Regions from separate parts of the Mus musculus genome. Here region 1 is linked to region 2. A link is a loop called in an ENCODE intact Hi-C map of the cell type or tissue named here. Cell type or tissue: left cerebral cortex. All regions are shown on one strand. Each heading gives the region's core, and the rest is flanking DNA. Links, peaks and the distances in the headings are about the cores only.

Evidence for each region. Hi-C counts contacts between places; a loop is a spot of excess contacts. Peaks named below come from ENCODE experiments on the same cell type or tissue, not always from the same donor. Only the 100,000 strongest peaks of a DNase experiment are listed, where the experiment ranks them.
Region 1: it touches region 2 in a loop (5-fold over the local background); 15 of 42 quality-filtered maps call a loop at or near these places.

What each region holds. Positions count from the first base shown.
Region 1 is chr5:73,531,793-73,540,126 of GRCm38, forward strand. Dcun1d4 (DCN1, defective in cullin neddylation 1, domain containing 4 (S. cerevisiae)) reads left to right here. Exons shown (of 11, transcript NM_178896.5): 7 at 2,814-2,905. Among named protein-coding and RNA genes, the nearest start is that of Dcun1d4, 45 kb to the left of the region's middle. In left cerebral cortex, for the core only: no CTCF peak of the experiment used is centred there; DNase peaks (open chromatin) are centred at 1,273, 3,651, 6,099 and 7,787; H3K27ac peaks cover 501 bases.
Region 2 is chr5:73,427,350-73,435,683 of GRCm38, forward strand. Cwh43 (cell wall biogenesis 43 C-terminal homolog) reads left to right here. Exons shown (of 16, transcript NM_181323.2): 10 at 1,218-1,323; 11 at 3,063-3,198; 12 at 4,475-4,624; 13 at 6,875-7,019. Among named protein-coding and RNA genes, the nearest start is that of Cwh43, 25 kb to the left of the region's middle. In left cerebral cortex, for the core only: a CTCF peak has its summit at 4,535; a DNase peak (open chromatin) is centred at 4,522.

The DNA of each region.
Region 1 (8,334 bases), core at 115-8,114, 100 kb after region 2:
AGCCCTGGCTGTCCTGAAACTTGCTGTGTAGACCAAGCTGGCTTTAAACTTAGAGATCCACTTGCCTCTGCTTCCCGAGTGCTGGGATTGAAGGCGTGCGCCACCACTGCCTGGCCTGGTCATTTACTGGGTTGGTTTCTTGTACATTAAGTGATTAATTCTGATGTATAAGAAGGGTGTGGGCATGCGTACCCACAGTGCCAGATGAATAGTGGGTACTAGTCACCCTGTGCTGTACCTTTATCCCCCTCAGTAGCTGTTCCCGCTTAATAAAGAGCTCCAGATTTTAAATACTTATTCATAAAGGGCTGAGTAGGTGGTAATTACCATAAATTTCCCACAGGTCTTTCACTTCTAATTGAACTTAACTCAAAAACTGACTGATTTTTAGTGTAAATGCACTAAATATTTCCCTCAGAATTTAGAATTATTTTATATATGCTTAATTATTTTTGCCTAGTTCTCTGCATCACAACTGTTAAATAGTCTATCTTGTTCTCATATAATAAATATGTTACACTAAAATGAAAAATGACACATGTGCCCTGGTTCATAAATGATGCAAGTTGGTTTTCCTCTAGCTGCCAGTACAGCAAACCTGGCAGGTCCTAAGGGAGGTGACAGTCTGGAGGAGGTCTCAAGGGACTGTCCCTTTTAAAGGCATCTGGTGCCCATGGTGTACACTGTGCTTCTAACGAAAACTGGGAGTGGGTTTATACCTTTTGGTCTTCATTTCCCCTTTGCCTTTCCTGCCTTGGGGCTGCTCCCTCCCCACAGTGTCTCCAAGAGAAGAGTTACATTTTCTAAAGGACCTTTAGAATGTTTTCATCATATGGATTTTTGTTTTGAAATTTTTAAAAATTATTTTAAGGTGTTCTAGTTCCAGTATTTTGGTAAATTATTCACCTTGGTCTAAACGCTGCAGGGAGCAGGTCATCGGTGTTTCACACGGTGGCTCTGCTGTGCAGGAAAGATGACTGGTGCTCAAGGCTGGGAGGGAGTTGGCCTGGCAGGGGTTAGAGAAAGGAAGGGGACAAAGAGGAGATGGGAGGGGGCAGGCGGCCGCAGTTGAGAGAGAGTGGAGTTCAGGGTTAGGGTGCCGGACCTGAGGGATGAGCTGAACGGTTCACTGAGGCAAAAAGCCTGCCTCCATGTGAGATGATCCGGCTTTGATTCTGACTGGAAAAGGAAAGTGCTCGAAGCTCCTCACCAATAACAGCTCTCGAGAAAAGGCAGCTATTCCTGGCATCTTTGCTGGCAGTTAGGAACCCTTAGACTCTGTTTCTGTAGGAAGAGACAGTCTTGATATGTAAAATTATGTGGGGGACTAAAAGACTAAATTCAGATTTGGGTTGTTTCCAAGTATGTGCTGCATGCTTCAGTTCTGTCGACACAGAGGGAGCGGTGGTATTTCATAGCCTGAGGTGACAAGTGCTGTTTAATAAACCCCAACGTACTGTGTCCTCAGGCTGCGGCCTGCAAAGCAAGCAGAGCAACAGTCAGGGCAGTGGTTGGTTGTAAAGCCTTTTTCACCTCTGCTAATAGCACTTTAAAGATATTTTCACTCCCTGCTTCCTGATTGTATCAGGCCCATAAAAGTCAATATCCTTTCATTTACTAAGGGGTGGGAGTCCTTAAAAACACATAGCTTTCTCACTGATTTAACCCCAGGATGATGAGTGTCCACTGTAGCTGTTTAACTGTGTGTGTGTGTGCGTGTGTGTGCGTGCACGAGCATTCATGTGTGTAAATTCATGTTCCTTCACTTTTAGCTGCTTATTAACCATGTTTTTATGCAAAACTTTAAAAACACTAGTACATCTGTTACAAACTAGATACAAATTAGTAGAAAAACTAAAACAGGATTCCCTTCCCTTTTCTTCCTCAAAACCCATCCTCTTTGCTTTGTAAAATTCATGACCTTTTTTCATTAATTGGTGTGTATGTGTCTGTGTGTTTGTGTGTGTATGTGTGTTTGTGTGTGTCTGTGTATTTGTGTGGTTTTGTGTGTATATGTGTTTGTGTGTGTGTGTATATGTGTTTGTGTATATGTGTGTTTGTGTGTTTTTGTGTGTGTGTGTGTTTGTGTGAATGTGTGTTTGTGTGTGTATGTGTGTTTGTGTGTTTTTGTATGTGTGTATGTGTGTGTGTGTGTTTGTGTGTGTGTGTGCACGTGCATGCGCATACACTTTTGCCCAGAGAAGACTATTTCTCCTGCTCTTGGCAGTCCTGACTGGCAGTCCTTACTGGCCTGCAGTTGTTAGTGTAGGCCTGAGGCGCCTGGGCTCTCCCTATCCGGGCTACCATCCGTGTGGATCTCACATTTACTTTTGGCCTTTGTGACAGAACTGAATAGAGACCAAGCTTGATAATACGCAGAGTCAGTTAAGAATGTGGTTGGTTTACCTGGGTAAATTGATTTTAACACATCAGAGTTGCAGTACACCTCTGAGCTAGGAGAAAATGTACTATGCATAATGTGAAGACCGTATAGTGTGCCCTTTGGGAGAGAAACTTCTTAGTAGCCCACTAATTTATAAATCACATTTCTTTTACCTTTATTTATCAATCATATTTTGACCTCTTTAAATCTAAAAAAAAAAAACCACTGATTTTTAAATTTAATGTTTTAAAATAAAAATAATTTTATCACTAGTTTTATTCTATTATCTTTGTCAAACCCAGACTCACTCAGTTTTGAAGCCACCCTTCACACTGCGGTGACTGGGCCACGTGGGCTGAAGCTCATGCAGGACGTGGGAGTAGCTAATTGCCCAGGTCTGATGTGTTGCTGTATCTCTGTCTTTTAACAGGTAGTTATGCTTGTCCTAGCTTGGAAATTGGATGCACAAAACATGGGCTATTTTACTCTACAGGAGTGGCTGAAAGGAATGACTTCCCTACAGTAAGTCCGGGGCTGTGAGGGTCTCGGGTGGTTAGTAGAGGGCTGTGGAAGATGGGTACAGTAAAGGAGGGACCTCTCCAATCTCCTCTGGTAGCACCTGGCTCCTGGGAACTTAGGACATGGTGTGTGAGAGAAGAGAAGCCTGGTAGTGTAGCAAGCCTCCCTTGGTCAGACACGGGAAGACCACACCCCATCCTGAGGATAATGACGGTCTAGCTTAGTGAATGAAGTGTTTATAAGTTGAACATGTGGCAAAGAAAGCGATGGTAAAGAAAGTGATGGTATTTCTCAGGAGTGGCTCTGGGAGGAAATGATTCTCCCTTTTCCCATGCATGTGAGCCACGTATGTAAAGCAAAATTTTATAACAGCGGCATTAAAAATATAAAGTTTTAGTACATTTTATTTAGCCACAGATATCCCAAACATTATTACTGTAGTATATAATTGTGCTTTAAGAATTTAGCTATTTTATATTTTCTTTCTTTTAAAAATTTGTTGTGTATTTTACATTTTGTCTATCCAGTCAGTTTTATTAACTGTGTTGACCCCCTTAGTCTAGACTAAGAAGAACAATTAGTAGCTTTATGTATTTACTTGGTGTGTGTGTCTGTGTGCGCGAGTGTGCATGCATACACGAGTGCTTTCTTACTTTAGAGTTTCGTTCAAAAAAAAAATTCTTTTGCTCTGTGGGAAGGAGCTGTGGGAAGGAGCTGTGGGAAGGAGCACCTTGGGAGAGGGCATGATTCAGAAGGTGTCCAAGAGGAAGCGCTAGTTAGCTTCAGTCTGAGAGCCAGGAGTACTCTATCATTTTCTTTGCCGCATAACTAAGAATAACAGACTTACAATTTATTGGATTAAAGTTGTAACTGAAATAGTTTCATAATTTTATTGAAACCATGATGGATTCATTGGTGTCCCTGTGCCTCTGTGGGTACAGCCTGCACTGTGCGCATTGTGTCTTCTCTTTGCTGTTTTCCTGTTTGAACCTCACAGTGTGAAAACAGACAGCTCGGCTTAATTTTGAACATTGGTCAGATGGGGAAACTGAGGGCTTAGGGAGAGTGATATGTGACTCATGAGAGTAAGGCTGGGAAGAAAGTCTAAGACATGGTTTTTAACTCAGTTTCCTCAACAGCATCGTCTGTGGCAGAGGACTGATAGGCAGACGTCACCATCCTTTTAGAGACACATTTCTTGTCTGTGTGCACTACAGTTGTGGGGTGGTGGCCTGTGAAATGCCGGTGTAATGGCGTCTGTCACGTTGGAACCTGCTGACCCATCCTTGCCTCATTGCTTTCCCTGCTGCTGTCAGAAAGGGAATTTCGTAGCTGCTCAGAGTGTCCTTGGGACAGATGTGGATACGTGGCGTGTGGGGATTTCCTTCAGCTCTCCAGAGGCAGCGCCATCTCTCAGGCCTGTGCTCAAAGGCCCACGCTCATCTGTTCTTGAAGGGATGGTACTCATTTTCTTATAGGCTTGGGTTCTGCCAGACATTTATCTTCACAAGATTTCTTATTCACACCAGGTCTTGTGTTTGAGTGCTACATGTCCTGAAAGAAGCCAGTGTCTCCATTGTAGGGGACATAGGACTCCTTGAAGCTCTTGGTTGTGGGCTCTGTTCTGTGATGTAGTGTAGTCACTGCTGGTGGCTGTGACCTAAATCTAGAAGTCCAGGGCTTGGCGATGTACGACCCACTGGAAGGGCAGAAGGACCTGCTGTGTGTTAAAGTCTGGAGACTAGTTTTCTTATTCAACCTGGAGGTGATCATTCAGGGTACAACTGTTGTTCTTTGTGGTTCAAGTGTTATACAATGTCAAGTTTTTAAGGGCCCTCCTGCAGCCTCCCTAGATTAGCCAACTGTTTAGGAAATATTTGAATGGCTCTGATATGCCGGTTCCCACATCCTGGGAAAGAAAACTCATGAACAAGATTCATCTGGGTGGTTCTCAACCTGTGGGTCATGACCCCTTGGGGGGGTGTGTCAACCCTTTCACAGGGGTTGCCTAAGACCATTGGAAATCTCAGCTATTTATATCCAATTCATAACAGTAGCAAACTTACAGTTATAAAGTAACAATAAAATAATTTTATGGCTGGGGGGGGGTCACTACACTATGAGGACTTGCATTAAAGGATCCTGACAAGAAGTGTGTGGTGATTTGAATGAGAATGTGCTCCACAGTGTGAGCAATTGGTCCCCAGGTTGCTGGCACTGTTTGGGGACATGAGGAGGTGTGTCCTGGCTTGAGAAAATACATCCCTGGGTTGGGATTTGAGATCAAATAGCTTCACCTTGTACTTCTCTCTCTGCTTCTTGCTTGTGGTTGAGATGCGATCTCTTAGCTTGCCAGCTGCCCGTTGCCTGCTACTGTGCCTTCGGCAGGATGGACTCTTAGCCCTCTGGAATCGTAAGCCAGAATAAACCTGTTCTTCCCTTCACTTACCTTGATCAAAGCCTTTTATCAAAATGACAGAAAACTAACTAATGCAAGAAGCAGTTCAGAGAGAGGAGAGGTTTATGTTGGCACACGCCATGAGTAGATGTCTGACATGGGAAGGCCTAGCAGCAGAGGCATGCAGGTCTGCTTCCTCCAGCCTGCCCTCACTTCCCGAGAGCTCCACAGCCCCTCAGAACCATGCCGCTAGCTCGAGAGGAAGCTCTCAAACATGAGCTTGGGTGGACACTTTGCTTGGGCTTATGGCCACCTCAGAATGCCAAATGCATTTAGACCAACTTAAAAGTCTTCATAGTCTCAGGGTTCCAACACTTTTTAGATGTCCAAAATTCTCTTTTGAGAGTCAAGGCAGTCGGTTAGTTGTGAGCCCTGTGAAATTAAGAAAGTTAAGAAACATACTTCCAGTGTACTATGATATAGAATAAACACTTTGATTCCCAAAACAGGGAACTGGGAGGATAGCAGGAAAGATCAGCCTAAGTGAGACCAGAAACCCTAAATGGACACAAAACCTTGAAGCTCCGTGCCCAGGATCTGAGGGCTCGAAATGGCTTTCTCTGCGCTCCACTGGGCTGGAGTAGCCATGCTACCCCCCGCCCCCTTCTGCTTGTCACCTGTGGAACAAATGGTGTCTCTCTCGGGCCAGCTCTCCTTGTACTTGCAAAGGTTCCTCAGTAAACATGCCCACCTTCCTGGCTGCCATCTGTGGGATTTCGGAATCTATATCATAACACGGGCTTTAGTTCCACTGCGTGACGCACTGCCCACTCGGAGTTCTGGGCAGAATCTCCTTTCTACTACATGTTGCCTGATGTCAGCATCCTTAGGGAACCTTGGCAGTTCTCTCTCCATGACTCCGTAGTTCTTTTTTTTTGTCGTTGTTGTTTTTTGGAGACAGGGTTTCTCTGTATAGCCCTGGCTGACCTGGAACTCAATCTGTAAACCAGGCTGGCCTTGAACTCAGAAATCCGTCTGCCTCTGCCTCCTGAGTGCTGGGATTAAAGGCGTGCACCACCACCGCCTGGCTGACTCCGTAATTCTTGTACTGTGCATGCCTAAAAAATAGCACCTGTGCCAAGTTGTGCTGCCAGCTCTAAACACAACCTGACCAGAGCTGCAGCAGCCCCTGAACCTGGGGAAGGACCTTCCTAAGGATTCCTAGGTGGCCTCCTTCCTGGTGCCACTTGAATCAGTCGCTCTCCAAATAAGAGTTTTCGAGTGAGTCTGCATTGCTGCATTTTGAAGTGTGTTTAGTGTGACCCAGGCTGAGGGTTCTGCTGAGCAGTGTCTCTGTACAGCTCCAGCTGGTCAGCAGTGCTCAGTTGTGGTCTTGATCCCAGTATTAAAATGGTTTGAACCCTCGCCAAAGTGGCTACTCTTCACCTCTAGCCGTGTTCACGCTCCTTCCTTCCTGTTCTCTTGACTGTAAATAAACGTAGGTGAACACACGTGAGCCACGCCACAGCTTGAACATTTTACACTGTCTTGAAATAGACAAAATAGACCACTACTTTTGAACTCAGCCTTCAGGTTTTTAGGACATGAACAGGCGTGTGACAGTTCCTTGGCAAATATGATTGATCTCCAGTCCAGTTCCCAAAGCTCCATCCCCCACCCACGTGCCCTCCTGAGAGCCGGTGAGTTCCTATGTGCCTCCTTGGCACTCTAGTCTTCCACACTTTGACCAGGCTTGCCGGGTAAGCTCTGCTTATGAACTTTGCTAGCCTTGAAGGCTTTGCAGCTTTAAACTCTTCCACATTCCTCCTATAAATTCGTTCCAGATGCATATGAACCACACTGTCATCTTTATCCTTCCTTCTGGTCCCATTCAGGACCCCAGCCCCGGGGGTGCTGCTGCCCACACTCAGCGTGGTGGGTGCCCACCCCTGAGTCATCTCTCTGGAAACACCTTCAGCAGGCACTGAGAGTTACGCTTCCTGGGTGATTCTAAGTGCAGCCAGGTTGACCATGAAGGTGACTTGTCACCAAGTCAAAGTCCATTAGGGGCAGGACTTAGAAATAATACTTTAAAAGTTCAGAAATATTAGTCATTCTGCTAGTTGAATCACTAAGTCCTGTGCTTGTAAGATGTGTTTACCTAGTCCACAGAAAACCTCAAAGGGAAGTGGCTGTGTGGACTGAAATGGAAGTGGTCTGTCTTTTTAGTTTGTCTTCTGTTTGAGATCTCTCCCCTGGGTTTTGGTCATTTTTGTTTTATTAAATATGTCCTGTTAAATACTTTAGATTCAAGTTGGAACCCATGTGCCTATGATAAAAACCTGCATTTCTATGCAGTGACACACATTTTACTTTATTTAAATTGATATAGCAGAAGTTTGTTGCTTACAGTTCTGGGTGAAGCTATAGGCCGAGGCTCCAGCAGCTTTGGAATCTAGGGACCGCTTGGAACTGGCTTGTCAAAGAGTGCCTTATGGCTGTGTGCTCACCCACTGGTTAGGACAAATGAGTTTCTTTAGGCTGCTTTTTAAGGACATTAGTTCCATTCACAGAGGCTTTGCCTTCGTGACTCAGTCCAAAATTCACCTCCAAAAATTTAAAAATATTTTTAACTTGCTTGTTTAAAATCTTATGAAGCATGTATATCTTTTGCTCCTAACAGTTGACTACTCTTCCCATCTTCTCCTGGTGACCCTCACCCATCTCCCTCCTAACTACTTCGCATCCTCCCTTGCCCTTGTTTACTGTGGTTTTGTTATTAATGACCCTTGAATGTAATGCATTCTTCCCTGTGTGCCTGGGGTAAAGCCATCCTCGGCATAATGCCCACAGTCACCTTGAGGAATTAAGATTTCAGCACACAAATTGGTGGCGTGCATGAGTGAGAGAGAGGGGCAGACACAGGTACAGACTAGCAGTCCAACCTTTGGTGGTGAAAAGACAGCTTCTCAGGGCGGTTATTACCCCACAGTGGGGATCTGTCAGAACTAGAAGGGCCTTGAGTTTGGGGAGG
Region 2 (8,334 bases), core at 65-8,064:
ACAGATGAAGAAATAATAGATTTGAACGTGGCTGCTAAAGTCACGTATGAGGCTTTTCAGTGGTCCAAGAAAGAGGTTTTCTGAGTAGAGTAGTATAGAAGTACAGAGATTTAGAATGTACACACACACACACACACCCCACATGTGCATGCGCACACATATACACATGCACTCACATGCATACATGCTCACACATGCACACAAATATCACACAAACATGCACACATACATACACACAGACTCTCATGCACATACTTTCGCTCACACACACACATGCATACACACATATACTCATATGAAGGCATGTGTGCATGCACTCACACACACACATATACAAACATTCACACACACATACATCAGGCAAATAATTTCACTCACATACACACACACATGCATACACATATGTATGCACACACACACATATACACACTTAAGACATGGTTTCTCTATGTAGCCTTGGCTACTCTGTAAGTCACAGAGATCCTCCTGCCTCTGCTAAGTGCTGGAAGTGAAGGCTCTTACCTCATTGCTGGGACAAAATGCCAGTTAGAACAGGCTGGGAGAAGGAGTTATTCCAGCTCACAGTTTCAGGGGAGGGGAGGCATAGTGGGTGGGGCTCTTTGTGGTGGTGGGAGCTTGCTTGGTGACCCGTTACATCTGGGCACATCGGGGACATAAACTCATAAGCCTTGCCCTTACAGCCCTTCACCTGCCAGTGTGGCTACATGCCCCAAATGTTCCATAACTGCCTGCATGGGCGCTACGCTCTCCCCAGACAGTGGTTTGAGCAAATGGGCATCTGGGAAACTTGACGTTTAAGCCATAACATTGAGGAAGGTGGTTTTTCCTTATTTCCTTATTTGCACACACACACACACACACACACACACACACACACACACACACACACACAGAGAGAGAGAGAGAGAGAGAGAGAGAGAGAGAGAGAGAGAGAGAGAGAGCTACTATAAGCAATGGCTATTAGAAACACGTTCCAAACATTTGTCTGAGCAGCCAAGTTTAAACTAGTTCATAAATTTGCTTTGAGAAGACCATAGGGTAAGCTCCCTATTTTTATGAATTAAATATGGATAAATGTCTATGGGATTTTCTTTGCTGAAATGTGAATTTTAATAGGAGAGAGGCAAAGAAGGCTGGGACCCCAAACTTCCATTGCTCATAGTTATACAAAAATTATCACTTCAATAATTCCTCAGGCACCAGCAACAGTGGTCTCTGCTGCCATCTGGCCTTTTAGGTTTGGATATGACAATGAAGGCTGGCCCAATCTAGAGAGGTCTGCTCAACTGCTCAAGGAGACAGGTGAGTGAGTCCTTCTGAAACTGGCTCCAGGTTCTGAGAAACCACTCTTGTTCTCTTTGTTTTCACCAAGTCCCCCGGTCTTAGTATTGCTGTGTGTGTGTTAAGTTCCTAAGGAAGCGTCACCTTGTGGTCAGGTCTATAATCTCATACCACAGCTGTCCTTTAGAGCAATCAATCCATTGATCCTGAACAGCCCATCCTACTGGGTAGCAACAGGAGATTCATCTCATGCCTTTGTTGTTAGAGATGTTTCTGCTCCTGCCATCTGGGGATCTACTGCTGGGGACTAAGAACGTAATGGACTGTAAAGCAGAAAGAGTTGAGTGTACAGTGAACATTGTTTTCAGGGGCTGGAGAGATGGCTCAGTGGTTAGGAGCACTGACTGTTCTTCCAGAGGGCCTACGTGCAATTCCCAACACTCACATGGCAGCTCACACCTGTTTGTAACTGCAGTTGCAGGGGATCTCACATCCTCACACAGGGGTGCATGCAGGAAAAACACGGATGCACATGAAAAAAAAGGAAAACAATTGTTTCTTAAAGCCCCAGGGCCAGTCTTTCTTGTCTCCGAGCCCTTGAGGAGTTCTCTTTTTATGAAGCATCCTGCAGAGTGTGAGGATCTAGGTCTGCACACTTCGTGGTGCATGCAGCATGACTGTAAAGGACTAAAGGTTCTGGCTGTTCCCCACGTGAAGGCCACCTCCTGAGAAGTGTTCTGGGGTCTTTATGAGCTCAGTGCTTTAGTCCTGATTAGAACGCTCACTCAGACCCAGCAGTCCAGAGTCTAAGAAAAGCTAATAAACTCATTTTTATACCAATACCATGGAGTTTTTTTTTTTTTTTTTTTGCCTTGAAAATGTCATTGTGGGGTTGGAGATGTGGCTTAGTGGGTAAAGCGCTTGCCCACTATAGGCAAAGCCCTGGGTTCAATTCCCACCATTGAGTAAAGCAGGCATGGTGGTGCTTCCCCGTAAACCCCAGCACTCTTGGGGTGGAGATAGGACAGCAGTTCAAGGTCATCCTTAGCTACATTAAGAGGCCAGCCTGGGATACACAAGACCCTGTCTCAAAAACATAAAAAGCTGATGGACACTATTTTATTGTTTCTGAACATAAGCTGGGAATTTGTAAACGACATGAAAATTATTAGAACTTCTGAGGAAAGTGTCAAGACTATTTAAAAAAAAAAAAAAAAACGAGCCGGGCAGTGGTGGCCCATGCCTTTAATCCCAGCACTCAGGAGGTAGAGGTAGGCAGATCTGTGAGTTCAAAGCCAGCTTGGTCTATAGAGTTAATTCCAGGGAAGCCAGGGCTACACAGAGAAACTCTGTCACAAACAATCCAACAAACAAAAGAAAACAAAACAAAAAAACAAAAAAATTAAAAAATTAAAAGTATAGAAAAAAATCCATGCTCTTCTCCTTCTTTAAAATGCCCGATGCTTTTATTAAATTCTAAGTGCCCAGCACAGATTTGAGTCATATTCTTTTGGTGACACATAAGAATGAATTATTTTGGGGTTTATGAGTGAAGGCAAGGCTCAATAATAATAGCATTCTGCTGGGCGTGGTGGTATACATCTATACTTGGGAGGAAGAAGTAGGAAAATCATGAGTTTGAGGCCAGCCCTTGCCCCAACAAAACAAAACAATAATGAAATCCATCAAGTTCTTGCTAATTGCTTTTTATATTGTGGTTTCCTTTCTGGCTGCTTTTCCGTCCCCTTTCCCCCAAACAGGTGCAGATTTTATCACCATTTTGGAGAGCGATGCTTCCAAGCCCTATATAGGGAACAACGACTTAACAATGTGGCTGGGGGAGAAGCTGGGTTTCTACACAGACTTTGGGCCAAGCACCAGGGATCACACCTGGGGGTGAGTGTAGCTTCGGAATTAATGCGAAGAAGCAGCAGTTGTGGCTTGGGCTGGGAAGTTGACATTGTCCTGTGACCATGTCTCAGTGACTCAGTGGCAGGGGAGTGCTAACACTGTGCGTAGCCATGGATTTTCACAGTGACTCCTGAGGGCTGGACATTACTGCTTCTTCATACAGATCAGTTCTTCAAGGTTGGGGTGAAGTTGTAATGTTGGGCCTGTCTAATATTTTCAGGTAACTTACATTGTAGTGTAAAAGACAAGAACACAGTTGGCCTGGCCTTTAGCGTCATTGCTCCTGCATTCAAACAATTTGACATTGAACATATTTGAAAAAGTTTAGAGCGCTCCAAAGACTGGGGCTAGAGAGATGGCTGGGCGGCTCCAGGCACTTGCTGTGCATTCACGAGGACCAGAGTTAAGATCCCACCACACATAGCAAATTCAGCGTCTCTGCAAATACCAAAACTCTAGCTCTGAGGGAGCTGACTCCCTCTTTTGGCCCCTGTGAGCACAGACAGGTGCATACCCAGTCCCCAATAAATAAGTAAGTAGATAGATAAACAAATAAATAAGTAAATAAAAGTCTGTAAAAAATAGAAAGTTTCCAAAAAGGTAAGACCTGGATTTGCCACTCATTATGAACTCTATTAGATTCAAGTAATGTATGGGCCTTAATTTAGAGGCTATAAGACAGCCTAGAAATGAGTTAATACACGCAGCTGAAGACGTGTACAGATTGTATGTAAATGTGATATGATTTTACATAGGGTGAACATCTGAACATGTGTGTTTTTGTGGGTATCCTGGAACCAGTCCTTTGCAGAGACTGAAGGACAACTAGAAACACGTTCACAAAGAAATAAACCAGATAGTCTGAGACTGTGATCCACACTATGCATGGAGAAAACAAGGGGCAGAAAGAGAGAGAGAGAGAGAGAGAGAGAGAGAGAGCTCATGGTAGTGGCCTTGGGATGTTGTTACAGTAACAGCACAAGCCAGGTGGGTTTTTCATTTTATCAATGATGCTGGTTTCACGCCTCCATGGCATTTGCCGCAACGCTTCTGGTCCTGTGATGAACACAGCAAGACAGGCTGAATAGGAAGAGGCAGTGAACCAGCGATCAGATTTCCACAGGAGTCTTCACCACACTCCTGCTCTGAGTGCCCCTCGGTGGATAGCTGCCACGTGACATGGCCTTTGAATGCACTTCCTTTGTCTCATCTTCATGACAGCCTGAGAATCAAACTGCTCTGCTTTTTCTCATTTCTACAGGATTATGGTGCTGTCTCGGTACCCGATTGTCAGATCGGAACATCACCTTCTTCCGTCGCCAGAGGGCGAGATCGCACCAGCCATAACCATGACAGTTAACGTCTCCAACAGACTGGTGGATTTTGTGGTGACACACTTTGGGAATCATGAGTGAGTTTCTTTGGATTACTTGATAGTATACAAATGCCAGGAAATACTATTAACATATATATCACTTTGATTTTTTTAAAAATGAAGTAGCCTTTTTGACTTCCTATCTCAAAACAAACAAACAAAACAAAAATCCTTAGATTATTGTCCCTGTGTTGCTGGTTGTTTGTGCATCTGGGATGCAAATGGCCATATGAGCCCATGACTGTTTCTTGGGTGGTAGTTCTTCATACATGTGTGACCATGTTTAATCTTCATGTAGTATGGGCAAAGTGCCATATTAAGGTCCTTTTCATAGATAAAGACACTAGGTGGAGAGAGGTTAGATGATGTGGACCGTCAGGGTCACACAACTAGGAAGAATTCAGAACAAATGTGCTTGGATTCAGAAGTGCTTGGATCTACATGTGAAACCAGACTATAGGAACAACAGCAGCAGCAACAACACTCCCTGTCCTTACAGAGTCATTGGCACAAATAGATGTACTGCTGGGATCCAAGGGCACTAAGTGACATTCCCTTCTTTCCACACATTTTCACAAACAATTTTGAAACAGTGTTAGCTAACAGTGGCCATCCAGCACCTGTTCTCTGCTAGCTCCTGTCTTCAAGTCTCCTTCAGATCTCTCCAGTCCTCTTGGTTCCCAGTGATCTTCCCCCATCTCGCTCTGTTCCTGTAACACTCCCCCATCTTTCTAGGAAAATGCCTCTGTTTGTCAACTACGCATGGATCTATTCCTTGCACCCACCGGTGTCTTTACAGTGCAAGGAATGGCATTTCCCAGAGTCCTTTGTCTTCTGCTTTCTAGGTGGATTTAGTCAACAAAAGGCACAAGGTTGGAAGATGACAAAAGGGAGAAGCCAGAGCATGTCTTACCCCTTTTCTGGTTTCTCTGGCAGTAGAGTCTTTTCTATGGCGGCAGCCCCTGCATTAGCCCACCCCCCTCTAGCCAGAGTTTACTTCCTACTGACTCTGTAGTGTCACTTCTGTCTGTCCGTCTTCTAGTGCTGCCAACCTCTGATTGTATCTCTGCTCCCTGATTGGCTTCTCATCACTCAAGTAACCAACTCCCTGTATTTTTTTTTTTTTCGAGACAGGGTTTCTCTGTGTAGCTCTGGCTTTCCTGGAACTCACTCTGTAGACCAGGCTGGTCTTGAAACCCACCTGCCTCTGCCTCCCGAGTGCTGGGATTAAAGGCGTGCGCCACCATGCCCAGCCCAACTCCCTGTATTAAATTCACTTTGTTTGAAGTTCCTGAGGTGCCTCTATTCTCTTGATAGGTCCTATCAAAAGCGAGGTTTTTTTCTGGATCTGTAAGTCCCTTGAAAGCTCAATGTACTTGCCTATTTTTCTGTTCATACCTACAGTAATTAGTCTACTAAAAGCCAGATACCCAGTCAGTATTTGGGCGAGAGAGCAGAGGAGACATTCAAAAAATGTTCCGTTGAAGTAAGGGTGTAGGCTACACAAGCCCAGGCTGTTCTGTGAAGGTTACATCCCTCCCTCTTATGAGTGCCCTGGATCCTTTACTTTGGTATTCATTCTTTAGCTGTGATCCTAACAACCGGATCTCACGTCACTGCCACACTTTCTTCTTTCACTGTGTGTTAAATTTACTCGGAATGTTGAGAGTACACGCAGAGCCTTTGTGTGTGTGTGTGTGTGTGTGTGTGTGTTGGCAAGCGTTCTGCCTCTGAGCCACGTCTCCGTACCTGCCATGATTTGTTAATACTGAAAAAAAGTTGAACAGATTCCGTGTTTGGAATAGAAATGTAAAGATTTGATTTATTTTTAACTATGTGTATGTGTGTCCCTGTGAGTGGGGATGTCCATGTGAGGGTGGGAGCCAGAGGAGGCCAAAAGAGTGTAACAGATGCCTTGACGGTGATGTCACAGGTGGTTGTGAGCTGGCTGACATGGATGCCTGACATGTCCAAACTCCATTTGTCTGCAAGAGCAGCGAGTACTCTTAAGTGCAAAGCTATCTCTGCAGCCCTAAGGAAGATGTTTGAATGAGACTGACTCACTGGTTTTTACAGAAAGGTTTTTCTCAGTCAAGCGTTTGTCAAGCCCAGTTTGAAGTGTGGATCTACGTCTTGTTCATTGTGAAAATTTAAACCTTTTCCCAACAGAAATAGCTCTGGTTTAGTACCCTGTTTGGGGATATTTTGAGGGAAGTTGGTTACCTGTTTTTCTTTTAATTGATTTATACATATAATTAAGAGACTCCTTTTTGCATTTTTTTTTAGAGATGACCTTGACAGGAAGCTACAGGCTATTGCAGTGTCAAAACTGCTGAAAAATTGTTCAAATCAAGTGATATTTCTGGGTTATATCACTTCAGAGCCCGGTTCCAGAGATTACATACAACTCACAAAACATGGCAACGTGAAGGTAACACAAGTTTAATATGATTTTGGATCTATAAAGTTAAATAGTTCTTTATTCCTATACACTTAAAAAATCCAACCCAAAAAGCTTTCATGTGTGTGTGCGCGCATGCGCATGTTTGTGTGTTTGTGTGTGCATTTGTGTATCTGTGTGCACTTGCCCAAATGTGTGTATGCATGTGTGTGTGTTTGTGTGCATGTGTGTGCACTTGCATGCATATATGCATGCATGTGTGTATGCTCGTGTGTTTGCATGAACAAGTACATGTGTGTATATGCATGTGTGCGTGCATGTAGGAGTGTGTGTACATGTGTATGTGTGTGCGCAGTTGGAGGTCAGAGTTTGACATCATGCGACCTCCATTATTTTTTACATTATTTCAAGACAGGGTCTCTCACTGAACGAGGAGCTCATGGAACAGACCCTGGGATCTGCTTGCATCTGCTTTCCCAGGGCTAGAATGACAAGTGTGTACTAACTGTGCCCACATCCTTATGTGTGTGCTGGGGATCTGAACCCAGGTTTGTGTGGCAAGCCCCCTTTCCAGCTGAGCAGCCCTCCCAGGACCCTGATGACTTGATGTAGCCTGTGCTTAGTCAGCACAAAAGGCGCTACATCACCCACTGCTTCAAAACAGCAGGACACACCCATCAGCTTGCTCGCTAACCTGTGCTGTGGACAGGGCTCAGTGGGGACAGCTCAGTTGTGCTCCATACGGGGCCTGTGAGCTGTTTCTTGGGTACTACAGGATTTCCAGTGCGGAAGATTCACAAGCGATGCTTTTGACTCGGGACCATCACTCCTCCTCCTGGGCTAGTTGGCTTTTTCCCTTACAGTGACTAGGTTCTGGAGTGAATAAACAAGGGGGAGAGCCTGCACTGTCCTCTAGGACTTGCCTTTCTAAAGTGGCACAGTGTCACCTCTGCTTTAATCATAACTCTTGTCACATCCACCTGAAGCATTATCAACCTCACTCTTTGTTGCAGGGAATGTCAAAGACATCTAGGATGGGTACCACAGGCTGGTGAGATGTTATTGTACTTAGAAAATGGAATCTGCCACACTGTGAAAGTTAGTTATAAGGCTGTGAGTAAAAGCTGAAATGGAGTATCAGAAAGAGAGGCGTCCAGTCACACAGGGCCTTTCCAAAGATCGAGGTCACACAGGGTCTTACAATTGACCTGGGAGTAGCATTTCCCTGTCCAGGTCTAAAACACTTCAATTCTTCAGGGTACCTTGTTGTAATCAAGCTCTGGGGAAATAATACACAAACCAAGAGACTGATCCCATGCACCAGAATACGACGCATATTAACTTA